3 separate regions of the Homo sapiens genome follow, and all the other regions are linked to region 1. Evidence: chromatin loops called from intact Hi-C (ENCODE). Cell type or tissue: mammary epithelial cell. All regions are shown on one strand.

Evidence for each region. Hi-C counts contacts between places; a loop is a spot of excess contacts. Peaks named below come from ENCODE experiments on the same cell type or tissue, not always from the same donor. Only the 100,000 strongest peaks of a DNase experiment are listed, where the experiment ranks them.
Region 2: it touches region 1 in a loop (9-fold over the local background); 3 of 110 quality-filtered maps call a loop at or near these places.
Region 3: a loop joins it to region 1, with 5 times the contacts of the local background. A loop is called at or near these places in 10 of 110 quality-filtered maps.

What each region holds. Positions count from the first base shown.
Region 1 is chr17:37,370,398-37,378,397 of GRCh38, forward strand. All of the region lies in intron 1 of ACACA (acetyl-CoA carboxylase alpha), which reads right to left. It overlaps C17orf78 (chromosome 17 open reading frame 78), which reads left to right and starts at 5,588. Exons shown (of 7, transcript NM_173625.5): 1 at 5,588-5,753; 2 at 7,482-7,568. The coding sequence starts at 5,696. In mammary epithelial cell, a CTCF peak has its summit at 3,322; a DNase peak (open chromatin) is centred at 3,314.
Region 2 is chr17:37,523,850-37,531,849 of GRCh38, forward strand. The region is part of intron 19 of SYNRG (synergin gamma); the gene reads right to left. Among named protein-coding and RNA genes, the nearest start is that of DUSP14, 38 kb to the left of the region's middle. In mammary epithelial cell, a CTCF peak has its summit at 3,583 (motif pointing right); a DNase peak (open chromatin) is centred at 3,592.
Region 3 is chr17:37,255,592-37,263,591 of GRCh38, forward strand. ACACA (acetyl-CoA carboxylase alpha) reads right to left here. Exons shown (of 56, transcript NM_198834.3): 12 at 3,769-3,939; 13 at 2,621-2,782; 14 at 2,112-2,275. Among named protein-coding and RNA genes, the nearest start is that of SNORA90, 15 kb to the left of the region's middle. In mammary epithelial cell, no CTCF peak of the experiment used is centred here; a DNase peak (open chromatin) is centred at 3,660.

The sequences.
Region 1 (8,000 bases):
GCACTTTGGGAGGCCAAGGCAGGCGGATTGCCTGAGCTCAGTAGTTCAAGACCAGCCTGGGCAACACGGTGAAAACTAGTCTCTACTAAAAAAAAAAAAAAAAAAAAAAATTAGCCGGGCATGGTGGTGTGTGCCTGTAGTCTCAACTACTTGGGAGGCTGAGGCAGAAGAATTGCTTGAACCCGGGAGGTGGACGTTGCAGTGAGCCGAGATTGTGCCACTGCACTCCAGCCTGGGTGACAGAGCTAGACTCTGTCTCCAAAAATAATGTAAATAAATAAATAAATAAATAAATAAAAATTAGGCCAGGTACGGTGACTCATCCCTGTAATCCCTGCACTTTGGGAGGCTGAGGTGGGCGGATCACCCTGAGGTCAGGAGTTCGAGACCAGGCCGGCCAACATGGCGAAACCCCGTCTCTACTAAAAATACAAAAATTAGCCGGACTTGGTGGCACATGCCTGTAATCCCAGCTGCTTGGAAGGCTGAGGCAGGAGAATCGCCTGAACCTGGGAGGCAGAGGTTGTAGTGAACTGAGATTATGCCACTGCACTCCAGCTTGGGCAACAGAGCAAGACTCCATCTCAAAAAAAAAAAAATACATAGAGTTTGATTCCATTTATATAACATTCAAAAGTAAACAAAATATTTTTAGTGATACATATATAGAGAGTTCAATTTTTTTGTTTGTTTGTTTTTGAGATGGAATTTCACTCTTGTTGCCCAGGCTGGAGTGCAATGTCACGATCTCGGCTCACTGCAACCTCCACCTCCCGCGTTCAAGTGATTCTCCTGCCTCAGCCCCCCGAGTAGCTGGGATTACAGGCATCTGCCACCATGCCTGGCTAATTTTGTATTTTTAGTAGAGACAGGGTTTCTCCATGTTGGTCAGGCGTGTCTTGAACTCCTGACCTCAGGTGATCCACCTAACTCAGCCTCCCAAAGTGCTGGGATACACGCATGAGCCACGACGCCCGGCTGATAGTTCAATGATTTTACAAAACATGGAAAAATAAAGATTGGGAGGAGGAAAGAGACCGGAGGACCAGAGGCACAGACATGTAAAGAGCATCCATGATGCTGGCAATGTTCAATTTCTTAATTTGGGTGATGGTAACATATGTTCACCTTTTCAGTATTATTATTATTATTGAAAATATACTTATGTTCTATATACTCTCCTGTATATATGGTATATTCCACAATTAAAAAACGGCCGCGGCCAGGCCGAGTAGCTCACGCCTGTAATCCCAGCACTTTGGGAGGCTGAGGCGGGTGGACCACTTGAGGTCAGGAGTTTGAGACCAGCCTGACCAACATGGTGAAACCCCGTCTCTACTAAAAATACAAAAATTAGCCAGGCGTGGTGATGGGCGCTTGTAATCCCACCTATTCGGGAGGCTGAGGCAGGAGAATGGCTTGAACCTGGGAGGCGGAGGTTGCAGTGAGCTGAGATCACGCCACCGTACTCCAGCCTGGGGGACACAGCGAGACTACGTCTCAAAAAAAAATAAAGGAAAAGAAATAAAGAAATAAAATGGCCATGCTGGTGGCTGATCCCTATGATCCCAGCACTTTGAGAGGCTGGGGTGGGAGGGCTGCTTGAGCCAGGAGTTCAAGACCAGCTTCGGCAACATACTGAGACCCTGCCTCCATTATTAAATTTTTTAAATTTAAAAACAAACCAAAACAAATGAACAAAATGGCATGCAGCCTTTAAAAAGCAGTAGCATAAGCCAGACGCAGTAGTTCACGCCTGTAATCCCAGCACTTTGGGAGGCCAAGGCAGGTGGATCACGAGGTCAGGAGATCAAGACCATCCTGGCTAACACGGTGAAACCCCATCTCTACTAAAAATACAAAAAATTAGCCAAGCGTGGTGGCGGGCACCTGTAGTCCCAGCTACTTGGGAGGCTGAGGCAGGAGAATGGTGTGAACCCAGGAGGCGGAGCTTGCAGTGAGCCGAGATCGCGCCACTGCACTCCAGCCTGGGCGACAGAGCGAGACTCTGTCTCGAAAAAAAAAAAAAAAAAGAGTAGCATAGTGTGCAGGTACAATAATTTTAAAGCTAGAAGAGGCCTTGTAAGCCATTTTGTCTAACCACCTCATTACAGAAACCGAAATAGAGGCCAAGAGAAGACAAGTGACCTGTTCAAATTGATTTAGTCAATTAAAGAGCCTAGGGTAGGCCTCCTGGCTTCCTGTCAAGTGCTCCTTCTGCAGACCCATCCTGATTCATCCATTTGGTCCTAGTTCCTACTCTCTTCCAACGCCATATCTCTGAACTGCATATGTCATAAAACTCATAACTTTTTTCCTGCTAAATTTGATGTTTTTGTTGTGGGAAAAGGAGATCAGAAGAGATATACTCTGCTCCACTGATATTCCAAATGCTTAGAAAGTCAGTCAAAATATCTAGGAGTAGAGAAATAGTCTATTAGAAATAATAGAAACATGGATCTATTTGTCTACACTTGGATTTTTTTTTTTTTTGGTGGGGGAGGATGGAGTCTCGCACTGTCACCCAGGCTGGAGTGCAGTGGTGCAATCTCGGCTCACTGCAACCTCCGCCTCCCGGGTTCAAGTGATTCTCTTGCCTCAGCCTCCCAAGTAGCTGGGACTATAGGCATGTGCCACGACGCCCAGATAATTTTTGTATTTTTGGTGGAGATGGGGTTTCACCATGTTGGCCAGGCTGGTCTTGAACTCCTGACCTCGTGATCCACCTGACTCAGCCTCCCAAAGTGCTGGGATTATGGGCGTGAGCCACGGTGCCCGGCCTACTCCTGGATATTTTGACTGCAGCTCTTCCACCGCTCTGCCCCCGACAGTATGGCCTACTCCAATATGCAGGCTGACTTTTTTTTTTAAATGGAGTCTTGCTCTGTCGCTTAGGATGGAGAGCAGTGGTGTGCTGTTGGCTCACCACAACCTCTGCTTCCTGAGTTCAAATGATTCTCCTGTCTCAGCCTCCCAAGTAGCTGGGATTAGAGACATGCGCTACCACTCCTGGCTAATTTTGTATTTTTAGTAGAGACAGGGTTTAACCTTGTTAGTCAAGCTGGTCTTGAACTCCTGACCTCAAGTGTCCACCCGCCTTGGCCTCCCAACGTGCTGGGATTACAGGTGTGAACTACCGTGCCTGGCCCAGGCTGACTTTAGAGTCTTTAAGTTACAAAAGAAAAGGGTAGGGTCTGCGAGGTGATCAAAGAAAACTCTTAGACTTCATCTTTCGCCAAGCACAAGGTCTCTTTTGGGAAAAGTGAGCTCTTTTGCCACCTTGTGACACTGGATGAGAACAGCAAGCCCTCAGATCAATTCCTACTCCTGCTCCAAGGTGGCAGCATTGTACCGTGGCATCTAGGAACTAATGTACAGAGAGTTTCAAATAGAGCAACAGGAGGGAAGGTGATAATACCTCAGGGGAGCAGAGAATCATGTCATCATGTTAAGGAAATAGTAAGCAAAAATCACAAAACCCAAGGAAGGCAATGGAGCCCCTCTGCCCTAACCACCTCCTCTGCTAAGAGAAGCAGGCAGCCAGAGGCAAGAGGGTGGGGAGGATGAATAAAGATTTCCTTGGACCAATAAAGATGTGAGGCATTTATGTTCCCTCTAGTCAGTGGCCTCATTTCTCTGCTTTCTTTCTCATAGCAAAACTTTTTTAAAAAGTTTTCTAGTCTGGGTGCAGTGGCTCACACCTGTAACCCCAGCAATTTGGGAGGCCAAGGTGGGCAGATTACTGGAGCTCAGGAGTTTGAGACCAACCTGGGCAACACAGTGAGACTGTGTCTCTACAAAACATAGCCCATCTCCAAAATAAAACAAGACCAAAGAAGCTGTAGAGTTTGATAAAGATGGGGTAGATCTTTATTCTCTTTTTTTTCTTTTCTTTTTTTTTTTTTTGAGACGGAGTTTCGCTCTTGTTGCCCAGGCTGGAGTGCAATGGTGCAATCTCGGCTCACTGCAACCTCCACCTCCCAGGTTCAAGCGATTCTCCTACCTCAGCCTCCCAAGTAGCTGGGATTACAAACATGCGCCACCATGCCCAGCTAATTTTTGTACTTTCAGTAGAGATGGAGTTTCTCCATGTTGGTCAGGCTGGTCTCGAACTCCCGACCTCAGGTCATCCACCCGCCTCAGCCACCCAAAGTGCTGGGATTACAGGCGTGAGCCACCGCGCCCGGCCCTTCATTCTCTTTTATGCTCCATCTATCTATGCCATGACAAAGTCTACAGATTATTACACTAGACACTAAAAAAATACAAATTTGGAAAAATCTTCAACAACAGTTATCTGTCTAGGAAAACCTTCCCAAGCCACAGACAGTACCACTCACCTGCCGTATTTAGCTCTTCCTCACAACCTCTCAGCCCAATGGTCATCAGAATGTTGTCCACCAATACTCACTTCACTATTCAGGAGTGTGAAGATGTGCAAAACTCAATAGGTATGTCTGTGCTAATGTGAGTTTATATATATAACTGGATTAATTCTAGAGATCATATGGTTCACGGCCGGCTGGGGTGGCTCACGGCTGTAATCCCAGCACTTTGGGAGGCCGATGGGGGCAGATCACTTGAGGTCAGGAGTTCGAGACCAGCCTGGCCAACATGGTGAAACCTGTCTCTACTAAAAATATAAAAATTAGCCGGCAGGGTGGCACACACATTTAATCCCAGCTATTCAGGAGACTGAGGCAGGAGAATCACTTGAACCCAGGAGATGAAGGTTGCAGTGAGCCAAGATTATGCCACTGCACTCCAGCCTGGGCAACAGAACGAGACTCCATTTCACAAAAAAAAAGGCCAGGCACGGTGGCTCATGCCTGTAATCCCAGCACTTCGGGAGGCCGAGGCAGGTGGATCACGAGATCAGGAGATTAAGACCATCCTGTCTAACACGGTGAAACGCTGTCTCTACTAAAAATACAAAAACATTAGCCAGGCATGGTAGTGGGCGCCTGTAGTCCCACCTACTCAGGAGGCTGAGGCAGGAGAATGGCGTGAACCTGGGAGACAGAGCTTGCAGTGAGCCGAGATCGTGTCACTACACTCCAGCCTGGGCGACCGAGCGAGACTCTGCCTCAAAAAAAAAAGAGATCATATGGTTCAGGACTCTCAATTTATAGAAGAGAACATTTAGATCCCAAGAAGTCAAGTAATTTTCTCAAGGTGATAGCTCATAAAAGGGCCTGTACTAGAACTCAATTGTACTGACTCCTAGTCCTAGTTTCCTGCTCTATTTCTATAATTCCTGCTCTAGAAATTATATTCCTTACTAGAAATCTCCACATCTTTTCATGAAAGTATATAAATCTCTGTGCCTGTGTCAGTGAGCATGCATGTAAATGTCTACGTGTCTATCTGCAAGTATTTGTAAAGCATATCAATGGGCGTTTATGGCCTTCCTGCTCGAGAAACCTCTAGGTAATCTAGTTCTCTATGTCGGCACCGGCAGCGAAGTCAGAAGAAGTCTGAGTGAATTATTAATAAGCAGAATTAGCCCTTTCTCCAATTAGATCTATTCCTGGGTCTTCAGGAAATGGGGCAAAATAATCAGGGTGGAATCAGAGTCTCTCAGGGTCAAACTTGGTTCCAGCTGCGTGTGGTGAAAGCAACTAGAGGCAGAGCTATCAAGGGCTGTGACAGATGAGCAGTGGTCTGTCTGCAATGAGCATGTGCTCAAGCTAACATGGATACCATCTTGGTCTTCAGCCTAATCATTGCATCCTATGATGCCAACAAGAAAGGTATGTAATTCTCTAGCCTAATCTCCTGGAAAATACAGAGAGAGGCCTAGAAAGAGTTTCGGGGTCTCTTCCACCAGATAGAGATGTAGCTGATATCCAGCAAGCAATACTTTCCAGAGTTAATCCCATGTATCCACTCGCCTCTAAGAAGGACTGCAACTTATTCATTCCAGAGAGATAGCTGTCTGTTTCATGATGAGAGGTCTTCAGAGAATGTGATGCATTCTTATGTCTTGTTCATGTAATTAACATTAAAAGTCCTTTCACTGTTGGATGGCTTTCTTTAGAGTTTCAGTATTGTCATCACCTAAGGTTCCCAAATTCATACTGTTCATAAGATGTTGCCTTTTTTAAGTTGGTACATGTAAATAGCTAGACGGTGATATTCTTGGGTGGGGAGAGCTGAGGGAAAGGGTGATATTGGGTGGAATGGCATCATTTGCTGCTCTTTGGTAACTGCTTATTTAAAATATGAGTTTTCAAAGTTTCATAAACATTTCATCTCTAAAATTAGCTAATCAAGGCTGGGCACGGTGGCTCATGACTGTAATCCCAGCACTTTGGGAGGCCAAGATTGGTGGATCACCTGAGGTCAGGAGTTCGAGACCAGCCTGGCCAACATGGCGAAACCCCATCTCTACTAAAAGTGCAAAAATTAGCCAGGCATGGTGGCATGCACCTGTAATCTCAGCTACTCGGGTGGCTGAGGCATAAGAATCACTTAAACCTGGGAGGTGAGGTTGCAATGAGCTGAGATCGTACCACTGAAATCCAGCCTAGGTAACAGAATGAGACTCTGTCTCAAAAAATAAAAAATTAAAATAAAAAAATAAAATTAGCTAATCAGAATTAAGACCAAATGGCACAAAGTGCAGCAGTAACGAATTTGACAAATTATAAAAATGTCACAACCCTTTGAATTATGTGCCAAAAAGCATAAATAACTAAGACCTATGGTTCTGTGGAAACCTATAGAGATACCAAGGTCAGACAATATAAATCTCCAAAAGCTTTATTTAATACAAGAAAGAAGACAGAATAGGAGGGAGAAGAGAAAATAAGCAGTATTTAAGGAAATGGGTTGGTTAGACTTTCATTAACTTAGTAAATTTTCTTAACTCTATTTGACCTTTCTTTGTCCTAAGGGTAATAGATTGGTACACAGTATTCTTTATACTAGGTCAACTACTACTTTGTATGTATTTGGCTGGGTGTTCTTTTTTGAGGGCCGGGCGTGGTGGCTCACACCTGTCATCCTAGCACTTTTGGGAGGCCAAGGCAGGTGGATCACCTGAAGTAAGGAGTTTGAGACCAGCATAGCCAAAATGGCGAAACCCCATCTCTACTAAAAATACAAAAATTAGCTGGGCATGGTGGTGCATGCCCGTAATCCCAGCTACTCGGGAGGCTGAGGCAGAAGAATCCCTTGAACCCAGGAGGTGAATGTTGCAATGAGCGGAGATCACGTCACTGCACTCCATCCTGGGCGACAGAGTGAGACTCCGTCTCAATAAATAAATAAATAAATAAATAAATAAATAAATAAATAAATAAAAGTAAAGTCTTTTTAGAGAGTGTTTGATCTCCCAAGTTGCAAGTTTTATGAGCAGGAACTGCAATCTTTCATATCTTCTCCATTGCCCAGAATTCTAAAAAGTAAGTACCAGTAAATTCTGATTTTCCCCAAACCTTCCCCGGTTCCCCTCCTCCCCCTCTGCTCACCCCCAGACCTCAGAGATAGCAGTTGCCGACTGGAACAGCTGCCTGGGATCTTCCCAAAAGACGTGAGAAGCATCAGAGAATTGCAAATGCAAGGTAGGGAATGGGTCCTTTCTGGAAAATGATATTGCCATTCCAAAAAATTTTTACCTTTAAAAGATATCTCATCTTCCCACTTCCTAGCCCATATCTCAAATATCCTATTTTAAGGATATGTATCCTCCCAGGGGGCTTTCTGGAAACCAATCTTTAAATTAACTGTCATTACCTAAGGCATGCTTATATTACTCAAATGGATGGAGATGAAAAAAGAGAAGGAGGCAGAACCTACCCCTCTCTGCATTAAAGAAAAATCTATGAGCATTTCTCTGTGCTAAATTTACTGCTGTCACCAACCTTCATGGGAACCATGGCAGAAGAAAGGCAGGACTTGTCTATTAGTACTATGAACACAAACTGAAGAAGTTAACTAAAAGGAGAGAAAGTACAGCAGTGGAGTTTAGCAGGGGTCATGAATGGAAATGGGTT
Region 2 (8,000 bases), 150 kb after region 1:
GTAAGGAGGTGAGAAAAGAAGTGAAGACAGAAGAGGGCTGACAGGAACACAGTAAAAGAGACAACATCCTGTCTTGAGAACCAAAAACAAGAGCAGTGCCAGTGAAGAGTGAGACAACGGGAGGGTCGCCAATCTGGACTCAGGAAGTTCGATGTCGGGGCTCGAGACTGCACAGGCGCTGCACAATGTTTGCTAACACAGCCCATCGTGGTGATGCCAGTGGGTGGCTGAAGTGCAGGGGAAGCGAGGGCTCTGTGGGCCAGGCAGTCAAGCATCTGGGAGCCTGGCATGGCAGTTGGTTTGTCTTCATGGATACTGAGGTGACCCAGGATGATGGCAAATTCCTGCCAAATTAACAGCTACATTTCCCATAGTTCTTCCAGTCTGAACCACTGAGGAGTTTCCACGTCGTTTTTGAGCAACAAAGCAAAATTATATGATCTGTATTTTTCCTCACCAGGAAAAAAAAAGATTTCTCCTTATAAAAATGTGTAGATTATGTATGATGTTCCCTGTTCCTTTCTAATTTGAAATAATAAACCATGAACTAGCTCCACAAATCTTTCTTAAACACATTTGAGCTAGATCCACTGAGATCACAGCAGGGGAAGGAAGAACACACGGTTTTCAGAGAAGAAAAGGTGAGGTGTATGTTTCAACTGTGTGCAAAAGGACTCTGGTGTAGGTGATCAAAGTAAACTTACATGGCCTTAGCCAAGTCATAGGATATTTTTTCTTTTCTCTCTTTTCTTTTGTAGTGCAACTGTGGTCACTCTGGTCAAATGTGGAAGACGCTGGTGCTAACGCTTGTTCTGCAGTCAGTCATCTGTAAAATGGTAACTATTTCACTTGCCCTACACCTCTCTCCCATTTCTATATATCTCAGATGGACATAAAACATGCTCTGGAAGTGAAAAGTAGTCTATATGATGATCACAATTATTCACTTTGACGAACTCTTAGCAAGCTTTTAAAAGAGGTTAAAACATAGTATCATCTCTGTAATCCACATTACAGATAGTCATCATGTTACTGAATCAGGGCTATTTGAGAAATAATTAGAATCTGGGAAAACTCTGAATCCTGAAATCAATCAAATTAATAGAAGCCCCTTAATATCTGTTTACCAAAGGCATAAGGAAAGCAAATGAAAAGATCATACTGTAATCGCCAATGAAAACCATAAGGCTCTGCATAAATGACCCTGTGATCAAATTACTCTTTCAGCTGACAAAATTAACCTTCTTAAGTACACATGTATAAACAGGGTGTTTATTGTAGTGTAATATTAACAGTTTGGCACCAATCATATAAGATAACAGTTTGGCTGTCATCATATAAGAAGGTATGCCCTCTACAAGTCACCTTAAATTGATCATCTCCTTATTTGGCAAGTATTTCATGCATTTAGTTAAGATTTAAAAAAATATATACATATTATATATGGCCTACTGACACTGATAAGTCCCAATGTCAGACTGAGATATATAATCCTGAATCTTTAGCCTACAATAAACTGCTACAATGGTGTCCAGGAAGATCCTTATTAAGGAAGAAGAGTTTGGTAGTAATTAGTGTTCTTCACCAATAATCTTTCTCCTTTTTATGGAATGGTAGGATGGGCCTTCCCTGCCCCTTTTTCAATCAGGCATTGGCCTGTAACTTGCCACAGTCAATAACTAAGCAAAAGTCACACGTAAGCCGGGAGTATGGTGGCTCACACCTGTAACCCCAGCACTTTGGGAGGCCGAGGTGGGTGGATCACCTGAGGTCAGGAGTTCAAGACCAGCCTGGCCAACATGGCAAAGCCCCGTCTCTACTAAAAATACAAAAAAATGCCGGGAGCGGTGGCTCACACCTGTAATCTCAGCACTTTGGGAGGCCAAGGCGGGCGGATCACGAGGTCAGGCTTTGGAGACCAGCCTGGCCAACATGGTGAAACCCCGTCTCTACTAAAAATACAAAAATTAGCCAGGTGTGGTGGCGCTTGCCTGTAATCCCAGCTATTCAGGAGGCTGAGGCAGGAGAATTGCTTGAACCCAGGAGGTGGAGGTTGAAGTGAGCCAAGATCGCGCCATTGCACTCCAGCCTGGGCAACAGAGCGAGACTCCGTCTCAAAAACAAAACAAAACAATTGGCCGGACGTGGTGGCGGGTGCCTGTAATCCCAGCTATTTGGGAAGCTGAGGTAGGAGAATAGCTTGAACCCAAGAGATGGAGGCTGCAGTGAGCTGAGATTGCACCACTGCACTCCAGCCTGGGCAACAGAGGAAGATGCCATCTCAAAAAAAAAAAAAGAGTGTCACCTCTGGGAAGAAGCCTTTAAGACCAATGTGCTATTTCTCATGTTTCCTTGACACTCCCACGGTGACCAGCTATGTTCCACATGGTGGAGGCTCTGTCAACCTGGGTCCCTGGGTAAGGACATGGCACAGAGCCCCCCACCAACTTGAGATGGACACATAGCCTGAGCAAGAAATAAAGCTTTGCTTTTGCTAAGATAGAAGAAACTATTTGTTACTGAAGCATAACCTAGTCTAATTTGACTGATACAAAGGGTGATCTAGACACAGGTTCCATAGGCAATTATAAAGTTTTGGTATTTGCTTGGTTACAATGTCTTGTATAATCTTTCCTATTGCTGCTGTAACAAAGCACAAACTTAATGGCTTAAAACAACATAAATGTATCCTCTTACAGTTGTGGATTTCAGAAGTCTAAAATGGGTGAGAAGGACTGCATTCCTTCTAGGAGTTCTAGGGGAAAATCTGTTTCCTTGCCTTTTCTAGCTTCTAGGGACGACCTCTACATTCCCTGACTTGTGGTCCCATCTTCAAAGCCAGCAGGTAGCATCTGCCACTCTCTTCTTCTCTCTGCTTCTGTTGTCACATCACTTTTTCTCACTCTTCCCCTCCTACCTTCCCCTTCTAAGGATCCATGTGATGACATTGGGGTCACCTGGATAATCCAGGATACCTTCCCCAAAGAAAGGCCTTTAACTTAATCCCATTTGCAAAGGTAACATATTGACAAGTTCCCAGGACATGGGTAGCTTTGAGGGGGCCATCATTCTGTCTACCACAGCTGCCTTCTGTCAACTGAGGACAGCCATGCAGAGACATAGTAAAGATCCTGTCTCTAAAACATTGTGCAGACTGGCAAGATGACAAAAATGCTATCACCATTGAAAATAAACTGTTCTCCTGATATGTCACAGCAATAGGAAATAAGGACTCTGAAATTCACTGGTCAATTTCACATTGAAAGGAAGTAGTAAAGAATTCATATTTCACTGAGGTGAACAGTGGAATCAGAGAGCCTGTATGATTGCCAGTTGACTAAAATTCAGGCGAATAACAACCTTTTCTCTTCTCTTAGATTTTATATGGCAAAAATCGATTAATTTTCCAGGACAGAATTCTCTGTTTGTTCCAAACCTACTGAACTTCAACCCACTTCACAAGATAAAACCTTAGATGACAAGTCACTTGGGAGCCAATCTCAGAGTGCATCACATCTCACTAAACCAGGTGAGTTTCACCTCTTGAGAAAGAAGCAGGCCTTCAGTCTGTGCCTGGAGGAGACATGCTTCTACCACAAGAGGGAGTCTTAGTCCATGGATAAAGAGTATCAAAGAGAAAGAGAGCATAAAGCTTTGCCAGTACAGTCAGCCCTCGGTATCCATGGGTTCCACATCTGTGGGTTCAACCAACCTCAGATCAAAAATATTCGGAGGAAAAAATAGAAAAAAACAAAAATGATACAAATAAAAAAATCCAATACATATAATAACTATTTACGCAGCATTTACATTGTATTAGGTGTTATAAGTAATCTAGAGATTCTTTAAAATACACAGGAGGATGTGCATAGGTTATATGCAAATCCTATGCCATTTCTTATCAGGAACTCGAACGTCTGCAGATTTTTATATCCAGAAATGGGGGATGTCCTGGAACCAATTCCCCCCCCATGGACAGGGGAATGACTGTGTCATTTCCAGCTTAAATAAACATCAAGGAGCCACAATTTGGAGTTTAAGACGGTGTACCCTGCCTTCCTTAGCCCAAGCATGACTACTGTGATGCCGCACTACATTCTGTGACTTTCACTGGAGAAAGTGATGCAGCTGTCTTCCGATAGGAACAGCCTCACAGAGTCTTCATGGGAAGAAATAAGTCATTTTCAGTAACTTAAAAGCTGGAAGTAACATAGAGTAGGAAGAAGAATGGACTCTGAAATGATACAGATTCAAATCACAGACTTGTCAGTTTCAGTCAAGTTTCATCTTCTCAAAGCCCTAATTTCTTCACCTGTAAAACTGAAAATTATACATCTAGAATATAATCTAGCTTCTAGAGATGGCCTCTGCACTTCTTGGCTCGTGGTCCTATCTCAAAGCCAGCAGGTAGCATCTGCCACTCTCTTCTTCTGTCTACTTCTGTTGTCACATCACTTTCTCCCACTCTTCCCCTCCTACCTTCCCCTTATAAGGACTCATCATGTGATTACATGGGGTTACCAGGATTAAATTAGAATGAATGTAAAGCATATAGCACAAGGATCGGCAGGCCCTAGGTGCAAAATATTAATAAATGGTAACCAGTAGTAGTAGTAATAATAGTAATAGTAATAGTAGTAGTATGGAATCAAAGGGCCTCACTGTGGCAATATAGTTCATTTAGGAAGTCATTTACCTGAAATGAAGCAATAGTGTTAAGCATTAAAAGCTTCCCATAAAACCTCAATCATGCCTCTTTCTAATAATGATTTCTCCACTTTGAGCGTCTAATCCAGAGTCCTGGAAGTTTGTATAGTTTTGTTACAAATGATTTGAACTACATAGATGTTGGTTTATGTCATTTACATTTATGCAGCTATTCTTATCAGTTCTGCTAGAGTAAAGGCTTCTTCATGACAAGTAACACCTTACACTATTTCTGTGGAATGTGTGCTATTCCTCATGTAGTGGGCAACTCAAGTTTCACAGACAGAGGACACACCTAGCAGTTATCAAGGGTACAATGACATGGTATAATCTGGGCAAAGAATGATTGTTGTTCTGTCATGGCTAACCTAGTGAAAAAAGCAATTATAACGGAAAGCACATGGGTAATTAGAGAAATGAATACTCTGGTGTTCAGGTTCAATTTACAATACATTCCTGTGTTGTCAAGTTGGAAGATTAATTCATCTCTATAACCTTACCTGGTGTCTTGAAAAACAAAAGTTAGGTAAAACCACTCTTTAGCATCTAGACACTGATGCTAGAAAAGGATGCTTGGAATGGGAGTCTGAGGGAAGGGCATAAATGCCCAGCCCTTTTCTCCATTTACCTCATATTTGTTTACACTAAAGGAGTAAGCGCCACCGTATGTGAACAGGGCAACGCTCCAGGTTAGATGGGCCCCAAACCCAATAGGCTTTCTTCAAAATAACAAAATCAAATTCCAAGGTCTCTTTAAAAAGGTCTGGATAAAACTGATCCTTGGTATAAAAAAACAATCACACCAGGGATTATATCTGAGTAGGGTGATGATTGGGAAGGTGCATAAGAAAACTTCTGGAATGATGGAGTAGTCTATATCTTGATAGAGGCATGGGTTATATGAGGGTATGCATTTTTCAAAACTCATTGAGTGGTACAACCAAGATTTTCGCATTTTATTGTACATGTATATATATTTTACAAAAAAAAAAAAAAAAAGAAAAGAAAAGGTGTGGAGGGGTGTTCAGAGTCTAGAAGGTGCAGCTGTAGCAAGCTTGTAGCCACAGGAGCTTGGGAAAAGGTACAAAAATGAAACTGGCTTGCACTTCACCTGGTGAGAGGAGCTACCTCAAGAAGTAAACGCACAGCAGCAACCCAGGAATCTCCCCACTTATCCTTTCCCCCAAATTCACAAGCTTGGCAAGTACGCCTGGTCTCTGTGATACCTTTTCTTCTAAGAGCTCATGGTAAGGAGAGAGATGCTTTGTAATCACAGTCATCTTTTCCCAGCAGCACTAGGAGAGAAGAGATGGGTGGCTGATTTGGGGGTTGTATAGAAATCTAGTTTTCAAGTGTTAACTGCAGTAAGAACCGATTGCCACCCAAACAAAGAACCTTAAAATCTAAATGTAAAGAAGGAGGCTTTTAAGTTACTCTACAGTCCTGGTATATATATGTACAAGAGCAATGTGCAGAAAAGAACTCGACTGTTTATAACAAGTTGCTGCCAGAAAAGACTCCTGGTGTTTGAACTCATTAACCTTGATGCCAAAATCGACCCACTCCCCCCGACAAAAACTTTAGTACCTGTCTGGTTTTACCCACCCAACCTGTCCCTCTGAAGGAGGCCACAAGGAATAGAGGTTGAGAAAGTTGACTTCTGACTTTCAGAATAAACCCAGGCCTCACCAGTATCTCTGTGCTTCAGTTTCTTCATCTGTAAACGGGGAGAACAGAAGTATCTACTCCTATGATGATATTCAGGCTTAATCTGCTCCATATTAGGACAAGGTCAGGAAGCAGCAGGTGGGTGAATTAGGAAAGACACAGACACATACTGATCTCCAGGTTCACAAATGGTGACACATCCTTCTCTACCCCACAGCTTCACAGGCACCCTCGGCACATATCACTAGCGAATCAATTTCATTAGTAGCTGGAGCTCAGGAAGTAAATGCAGAGTTTAATGCATTTCTCTGATCCAGAGGATAATGAACTGAATTCCAGAAGCTCAAAGAAAATTGGAGGACTGCAGTAAACACGTGCTTTTTCTCCCAAGTTCCTTGGATTAGTCATCATAACAGTTAACCAATCCATTAAGGACAGAACTGGAAGACTCTCATTCAGACCCCAAGAATTCTGCCTCTCTGAATGTAAATAGAGAAATAGAGGATAAGTAGTAAACTACCCCCATTCCTTCTCCCCAGCTTCTGTTCGCAATATTCTGATTCAGCTGCCTTTTAGGGGCAGTGATGTGTGGTACTATAGTCCTCCTTAGTCAGGTGGACTGTCAGGACAAAAAATGTCTGGTAGCTTGGGCATGATTCTCCTCTGCTTCAGGAAAGGATGACGGCAGGGTAAAGATGTCAGGTTGCCATGCAGATTTACTGCAATTAAAGTCCCTAAAGTAGTCTGGGCGTGGTGGCTCACACCTGTAATCCCAGCCCTTTGGGAGGTTGAGGTAAGAAGACTGCTTGAGGTCAAGAGTTTGAGACAAGCCTGGGCAACATAGTGAGGCCCTATTCCTACCAAGCCAGGCATGGTGGTGCATGCCTGTAGTCCCAGCTGTGGGAGGTTGAGATGGAAGGATCACTTGAGCCTGGGAGTTCAAGGCTGTAGTGAGCCGTGATTGTGCCACTGCACTCCAGCCTGGGTGACAGTGTGAGACCCTGTCTCTAAACAATGAACAAACAGGTAAATAAATAAAATTCAGTTTTGAGAACTTCATAATCTATCACTACAACGGAAAGGAGAAGTGGGCAAGGGTAACAAGGGCTATCTACAGGGAGGGTTTGTGCAAGTGAATGGAGGGTAATGACACATTTCTCCTACCAGAGTAAAAACACTTGTTTTTCCATTATAAATGCAACAAATGCTATTGAAAGAAAGTTGAAAAAAATGAAAAAACTAAAAGAATATTTAAAAATCCAGTGTTTTGGCTGGACACAGTGGCTCATGCCTGTAATCCCAGTACTTTGGGAGGCCGAGGTGAATGGATTCCTTGAGCCCACGGAGTTTGAGACCAGCCTGAGCAACATGGCAAAACCCTGTCTTTACAAAAAATACAAAAACATTGGCTGGGCTTGGTGGTGTGCACCTGTGGTCCCAGCTACTCAGGAGGCTGAGGTGGGAGAATTGCTAGAGCCCAGGAGGTCAAGGCTGCTGTGAACTGTGATCACGTCATTGTGCTCCAGCATGGGTGACAGAGGGAGACCCTGTCTAAAAAAGAAAAAAAAAAAAATCCAGTGTCTCATCACCCAGACACATCCCTAATATCATTTTGGCAGATTTCC
Region 3 (8,000 bases), 110 kb before region 1:
CTGCCAAATCAGGACTTAAACCTAAATGCCAACAGAGGCCAGTCTGGGAACATAAATGAGTGAGGCAGACTGAATAGGAGCTGTGTTAACTACAAAGTTTATGTCCCGTCGAAAAGAAGCAGTCACACAAAACTAGCTGTTTTTTGTTTGTTTGTTTGTTTTTTGTTTTTTTGAGACGGAGTTTTGCTCTTGTTGCCCAGGCTGGAGTGCAATGGCGTGATCTTGGCTCACTGCAACCTCAGCCTCCTGGGTTCCAGTGATTCTCCTGCCTCAGCTTCCCGAGTAGCTGGGATTACAGGCAGTTGCCACCACACCTGGCTAATTTTTGTATTTTTAGCAGAGACGGGGTTTTACCATGTTGGCGAAGTTGGTCTCAAACTCCTGACCTTAAGTGATCTGCCAGCCTCGGTCTCCCAAAGTGCTGTGATTACAGGTGTGAGCCACCGTGCCCAGGCAAAATTAGCTAACTTTTAACAACTAGAATGTACAACCAATGTTGTCATTATAGTCCTACTTTTAAGAGCTAGCAGAAATCCATATTTTGATTTCAATCTCCTGATTTTTTAATATTGTCAAATTAAAAAAAATTAACACTTTGTGAGCCCATCAAAACACATCTGTATGTTGAGACTCACCAGAAAGCCAACAATTTGCAAGCTCTAGTGTAAACCTTTTTCACTTTGCAGAGCATAATATGGCAGCGAATATGCTTAAAAGGCAACTTCATACCAATGTTTTTTTCTGGTAGCAGTGTTTTAATTTTGAAAAATTCCACTTATAGTTTTGAAGAATGAGAAGAAATGTAAAGGACAAAATAGAGAAATAATGAGATTTCCCTACTTCTAAAAATAATATTAAAAACTAATTAATCAAGGCTGGGTGCAGCGGCTCATGCCTATAATACCAGCACTTTGTGGGGCCATTAGAGCCCAGGAGTTTAAGACTAGCCTGGGCAACAAAGGGAGACCCCATCTCTACAAAAAATTTAAAATTTGCTGGACATGATGGTGCACACCTGCAGTCCCAGCAATTCAAGAGGCTGAGGCAAAAGGATTGCTTGAGCCCAGGAGGTCGAGGTTTCAGTGAGCTATGATGGCACCACTGCATTCCAGCCTGGGTGACAGAGCAAGACTCTGCCTCTTAAAATTAATTAATTCAGGAAATTGATAAAAATATAAAACTAATCAATAAGTGTTTATTAATACAAACAACCATATATTAGGATTAATTACTAATAAACAAATGCTATTTATTAGTAATTAATACTAATAAACACTTATTAATTACCTACTCCATGTACAGTACAAAGGTAAAGGGAATGGTATTAAATGTTTGATACAAGGCAATAAACCATTAAAAAACAGAAAAGAACTAGTTCAAGTTTCAATTTTAGATAGATATTCCAAAAGATCTAAGCTGTTAAAATTACCTCCTTCAGCCCTATGTTTTAGGCAAGCAAAAGTGCTGTTAATTTAATATTCATTGTTTATGATTAACAGAATATTATCTAACATTTATGATATAGCAGTTATATTTGCATAAGCTGTTATATACAGCATGCTAAGGTCTCTTGTATTAGCAATGTAGACAGTTTCTTTATGTCCTTTTCATAATATGAGCAGTATAATTTTATTATTTTAAATAACTATAAGAGTACATCATGGTGACTATGGCTCATAACAATAGATTGTGTACTTGAAAATTGCTAATAGATTTTAAGTCTTCTCACAAGAAAAAAATAAAATAAAAGTCTATGATTTATTTGATACCTAGTTCTTGGCCAAGAATCTACCTCCCCTCAATAACAATACTGTTCCTGTGGAAAAATAAGATACCTTTAAAGCAATCAATTTTATACATTTATCAAAAATATTTGAAAGGAAAAATACTTCAAAAGGCTCAGAACAACAAACAGAAAAACATCTGCCAAGCACTGCATAATTTAATACAACATGAATGCAAGTGTAATTAAAGATATTCAAAATTTCTTCAAAAAGGTTGTTCATATTATTACTTTGACAGCAGATGATTCCTATTCCCATGCTCACACCTTCACTTAAGATTAGCACAAATTTATTTTGTAAAATGCAATCAAATGCTATTATACTCACGAAATTGCCTCTTCTCTGTTTTCTCCCCAAGAAAAGCAGTGACCAAACTGAGAATCAGCAAATTCATGAAGTCCCCCTGCAGCAGCAACACTGAAATATCCCCAAACATTCTTATTGCTGCGGAAATTTAGCTCCTGAACTGTTCCTGAGCTGGGCTTAAAACCCTGTTAGAGAATAAAGAATGAGAGACCATATTATGTTTCGAAGGAAGAGAAGATTTATATATTCATTGTTTAAGTTCTCTGTTAATCACACACAGAAGCAGAGAAGACACACAAAAATGATAAAGGCCAAGACCCAGTGCCACAGACCCACTGAAGACTCTACAGTGACTTAAGTGGGATTAAGTAACCAATGAAGCAACAACCATTTACTTATCTGCTCTGAGAAACCTCTATGTTTCCCACTCCAGAGGAAGTCCCAAGATATTTCAGAAGTATACTTTCAGATACTATCTTAACATTAAAGTTCATTAAAAGGAGGTATAAACCTTTTAAGTGATGGGTTACCTCATCTGGATTTTCACTAGTGATCCGAGCAGCAATAACATGGCCCCTTGGACAAGGAACGTGTGCAGAATCTTCAAAATCAATGGGAGAATCACCCCAGGGAGATACCCCATACATCATACGGATATCCTTGATTCTATATAGAGGAATCCCCATGGCAATCTGAAAGGTAATAAAACACACATCTTTAATTTTTCAGTTACTTCCCTTAAAGTGTAGAGGCTATCAGATAACCTAAAATATTTTTATTTTTGGAGCCACTCCCTAAAACATTCTATTTTTATAACCTGTATTCTACAATCATCAACTCTAAGTTGCTTGAAATACAATATATCACTACAGATAAGTAGTTAGAATATTCTCCACTTCTAAAGAAGTCCCCACATTCCTAATGCAACAGACACCAGTTCCCCTGTTGTCATTTCTCCATCACGTAATAAGAATGAAAATATCCAACAGAGGAGTAAATGTTAATAGCCATCCAAAAACAGACAGCTAGAAAGTCTTAATTGTGTCATAATTATCTCTTCCATCCCTGCAAACCACTGGAGGAAGTAAGTAAATCTTTAGTCTTTAATAGGAACCCAGAAGGTGTTCTCGATGTGGGCAAATGTTAGATAAAAATAATATCAAGCCTTATCATTAACTATTACTGCTTTCCATAATATTTGTTTCCTGGGCTGAGAGAAGACAATAATATTGACAGCAAGCACTTTACAAATTATAAAAATATATGTGTGCTACCACACTCTTGTAAGGAAAAACTTCAACCACTAATCTCTGATGCAGAATTATTTCAATAAAGAACACTAGTAAAAAAACAAAAATGAGTAGGGAATAATTATAATACAAAGTTGTGAAGTTTACTATAGCTAAATAATTGAATAAAGCATACATTATTAACATTTATTTCTAAAACATGACACATTATATCAGATGTGTCTGGCTAGAAAAAATAACATTCCTATGTCTGTACTACATCAGGAAAACCAAACCACACATGCATAACACATACAGGGTGAAAGAGAAATGACCATTAGGTGTGACTCAGATAGGAGGTGCTTTTCTCTTATCACACACTGGTTAAACCCATTTTTCAGGCCTCTCTGACTTTTCTAGGCTCTGCAACCCAGATCAGGGAGACTCACCTGGAGCTGTGCTGCAGGGAGATTGACATCAGCCACCATCTCTGTACAAGGGTGCTCTACCTGCAGCCGAGGATTCAATTCCAGAAAGTAGAAGCTGCCATCCTGGCTGTACAGGTATTCCACAGTCCCAGCACTCACATAACCCACCATTTTGGCAAGTTTCACCGCACACTCAAAGAAGAGAGATAAGCAAACATAAGTATCTCACCTTATCCAACTGCTAGACCACTACAGCCTCTCACTGACTCAACTGTTCAGTGTGTATAAGAGCCATCAAAAGCTTTTAGCCACATGAGAGCACATTTCTGATTATTATACAATATCCCTGGACAAGGATGAAAAACTCAATGAAAAATCGGGAGAAAAGAGCATTTTTCACTTTGCATCAAAAGCAACCTCACCCCACCAGACATAAATGCATGCAGACAAAAAAACATGGGGACAGACTCTTGTCCAGTTTCCAGTATTTCCAATATGCTCCTCTTCTTCCTAGAAACATAGCTAACTAGTTAGAGACTAGATTTTTTTTTTTTTTTTTGAGACAGAGTCTCACTCTGTCTCCTGGGCTGGAGTCCAGTGGCACAATCTCGTGGCTCACTGCAAACTCTGCCTCCCGGGTTCAAGTGATTCTCCTGCCTCAGCCCCCCAAGTAGCTGAGATTACAGGCATGCGCCACCATGCCTGGCTAATTTTTGTATTTTTGGTAGAGATGGGGTTTCCCCATGTTGGCCAGCCTGGTCTCAAACTCCTGACCTCAAGTGATCTACTCGCCTTGGCCTACCAAAGTGCTGGGATTACAGGCGTGAGCCACCATGCCTGGCCTGGTTAGTGGCTAAGTTTTGACAAACAGGACACCAGCATTGGTAAGTGATATGCATAACTCCCAAGTCATATATATATATATATATATATATATATATATATATATATATATATATTTTTTTTTTTTTTTTTTTTGGAGATGGAGTCTCGCTTTGTCACCCACCCAGGATGGAGCACAGTGGCGCAATCTCGGCTCACTGTAACCTCCGCCTCTCGGATTCAAGTGATTCTCCTACCTCAGCCTCCTGAGTAGCTGGGATCACAGGCACATGCCACCATGTCAGGCTAATTTTTATATCTTTAGTAGAGATGGGTTTTCATCATGTTGGCCAGGCTGGTCTCGAACTCTTGATCTCAGGTGATCCGCCCACCTCAGCCTCCTAAAGTGCTGGGATTATAGGCGTGAGCCACAGCACCCAGCCCTAAGTCATATTTTGAAAAGGAAATGTCTCATTCTCTATTCCTGGCTTTTTCCTTCTTATTCATTGGAACATAGTCATGATAGTATAAGCCAACTTCAATCATGCAAATGAGAACACACTAAGAACACCAAGAAAAGAAAGGAAAAGAAAAGAAAGAAAAAGAAAAGAAAGAATGAACCTGAATCCCAAGATGGTCTCGTGGAATAAAACACTTCCACCAGCCCTGAAAAGCTCACCTCAGACTAGGATGGGAGAGAAAAATAAACTTCTATTTTTGGGGGGGTCCGCTGTGTTTTTTGGACCTTTTTGTTATAGCAGTTTAACCTGTATCCTAATCGATACAGGAATTATTAAGTGCAGGTAGAATGTTGCTGTTTAAAAATATTAAAATATGAGATGCTAGCTTAGCAAAAGGGTAGTGGGTAGCAGAGAAACAGATACTGCAGGCTGGAAAGGTGATAATCTCCTTGTTGGGATAACACAACATTTGGTAAACTGTTTCCTACAATAACTTGGGATACTGACCACACACCAACTAAACCTTAAAAAAGATGGTCTGAAAGGGTCAGAGTGTCGAAAAAGCCAACTTCTTTTGTATCCCCCCAAACAGAAAATGAGATTATCACCCTGAAGCAACTCAGTGTCAAAGATCAAACGTGCTGCTTTAGTTTCAGCTGGCCCCAAGATAGCCAATATTAAATCAAGGCAAGAGAGATAGGCTAAGCACAGAAGCCAGTAAATAATAGAAGAAAAGTTTCTATATCTAGAAGAAATCTATGAGTATGATTAATCCAACCCAAAGCTGATTGCAAGCAAATAGCCCAGAAGCTTAGTTAAGTATTTGAAGGAATTGTATTTCTAAACAAACCACAAACCTGGCCTTCAAAAGCCTGCGACTGATGATTGGGATATTTGTGCCCTCAATCCTGCACCAGCAGGAAGTGGGTTGTGAAAGTTCTGCCAAAGAAGGCATAGTCTCCAAAGCCCAACTCACAGAGAAAACTGAATGAGGAAGAACTTCCCAGAAAACAATGTCAGGTGTCTTGAAGGACAATGAACAAGGGATTTACTCCCTTATTGCACTTCTCTGGAGTGTGCAGTAGCAGAACCAGGGACAGCCAGGTCTAACTGAGGTAGTATTCTATTATATAGCAGGGAATCATTGCAATTCCTACCTAAAAAGGAGGATTTGATAACTGCTATGGACCAACGATTGCTATGTATTTTTCATTTTTCCAAATGAGAGTTATCCTGTTCCTATTCCATCATTGTATATGGGTGTATGGTGAAGGCAGGGGATATAATACTGGGTAAATAACTTGTATTTTGAGTCACTGGCCCATGAAAAGCCACAATACATATCTAATGGAGAAGAATATACATCATATAGAGATCCGGAATCACCTCCAGTAATAACCCATCCAGTTACTAGTAACTGGATGGGGCTTCAGGTTGTCTTCCTTGGACAAAGGCTATGTGTGCTCTGAAAGTAGGAAAAAGGATAAAGGGATAATAGGTAGCCAGAGGAACAGACTGAGGCACAGATTATGAAATGCCCTCCAGTGACTTTTCTCTACTTCATCATTTTAGGAATAAAATCGAAATTTTTGCTGAGCACATGGTCACCCAGTTAGTGATCACAATTCCTAACATCCTTTGTGCTAGGTATAATTGTGTAACTGAATTTTGTCCAGTGGAATGTGAGCAGAAGTGATGTATGTGACTTCAAGATCATGCTTCCATATGCTTGCCCTCCACATCCCCTGTCTCTTCCTCCCACAGGCCACAATGTGAACATAATCTTGTGTGAGTTAGCTTAATCATGAAGATGACAATGTCCAAGAGCAAAGTTTGGCAAACTTTTTTGGTAAAGAGCCAGATAGTAATTATTTTCAATTTTGTGGGCCATATAGCCTCTGTCACAACTATTCAATTCTACCATTGTAGTGATAAAGCAGCCATAAATAACACATAAATAAATAAGCATCATTGTGTTCCAACAAAATTTTATTTACAAAAACAGGCAACAGGTGAGCAATAAACCTGTTTCTGGTAACAGCTCATCTCTGAACTATGATGAAAGAGAAATAGAAACTTACACCTTGTTTAAGCCACCGTATTTTGCTTATTTATTTATTTGTTTTGAGATGGGGTCTTGCTCTGTCACCCAGGTTGGAGTGCAGTAGCATGATCAAGGCTCACTGCAGCTTTGACCTCCCAGTGTCAAGTGATCCTCCCACCTCAGCCTCCCAAGCAGCTGAGAGTACAGACGTGTGCCATGACACTCAGCTAATTTTTGTATTTTTAGTAGAGATAGGGTTTCACCATATTGCCCAGGCCGGTCTCGAATTCCAGGGCTCAAGTGATCTGTCCGCCTTAGCCTCCCAAAGTGCTAGGATTACAGGCAAGAGCCACCATGCCCGGCCAAGCCACTGTATTTTGAAGGCATCTTTATTACAGCAGTTCAAGAGTACATCCTAATATATACACAACATAGGAAATAGACCTCTAACACACATGAAATATATTTTGAAGAATCTATTTTGATGTAGAGACTGGGTTAGGACTCCAGAAAAGACTATGTTCAGGCCTCTAAACTATAGTTATTCCGAAGGCATCGCTCATGACTTTGAGAAACTACTTTCTATACAAAAAGATAGAATGTGTGAACTCTGAAGATATTTAGAGGACTTTCCAAAAACGATAATAGAGTTGATTAAATTCAGCTGAAGACTTGATGATACTCAACCCAGCAAATAAAACTACCTGATTATGAGCCTCTTAAAAAAATCAATCATAAGATTAAAAATTCCAAAACATTTCTCTTCTTTATCCCTGTATCCTGAAATGGTACGCTGATTTTTTTTAGAAAGCGTTAACTACTTTTAGAAGCTTGACATGTTCCTTGACAATTCTCTTAGTGGGAGAACAGTAGAATTTTTTTTCTCTAAGAAAAGGATATAATTTTATTAATTATTCAGAATCGTT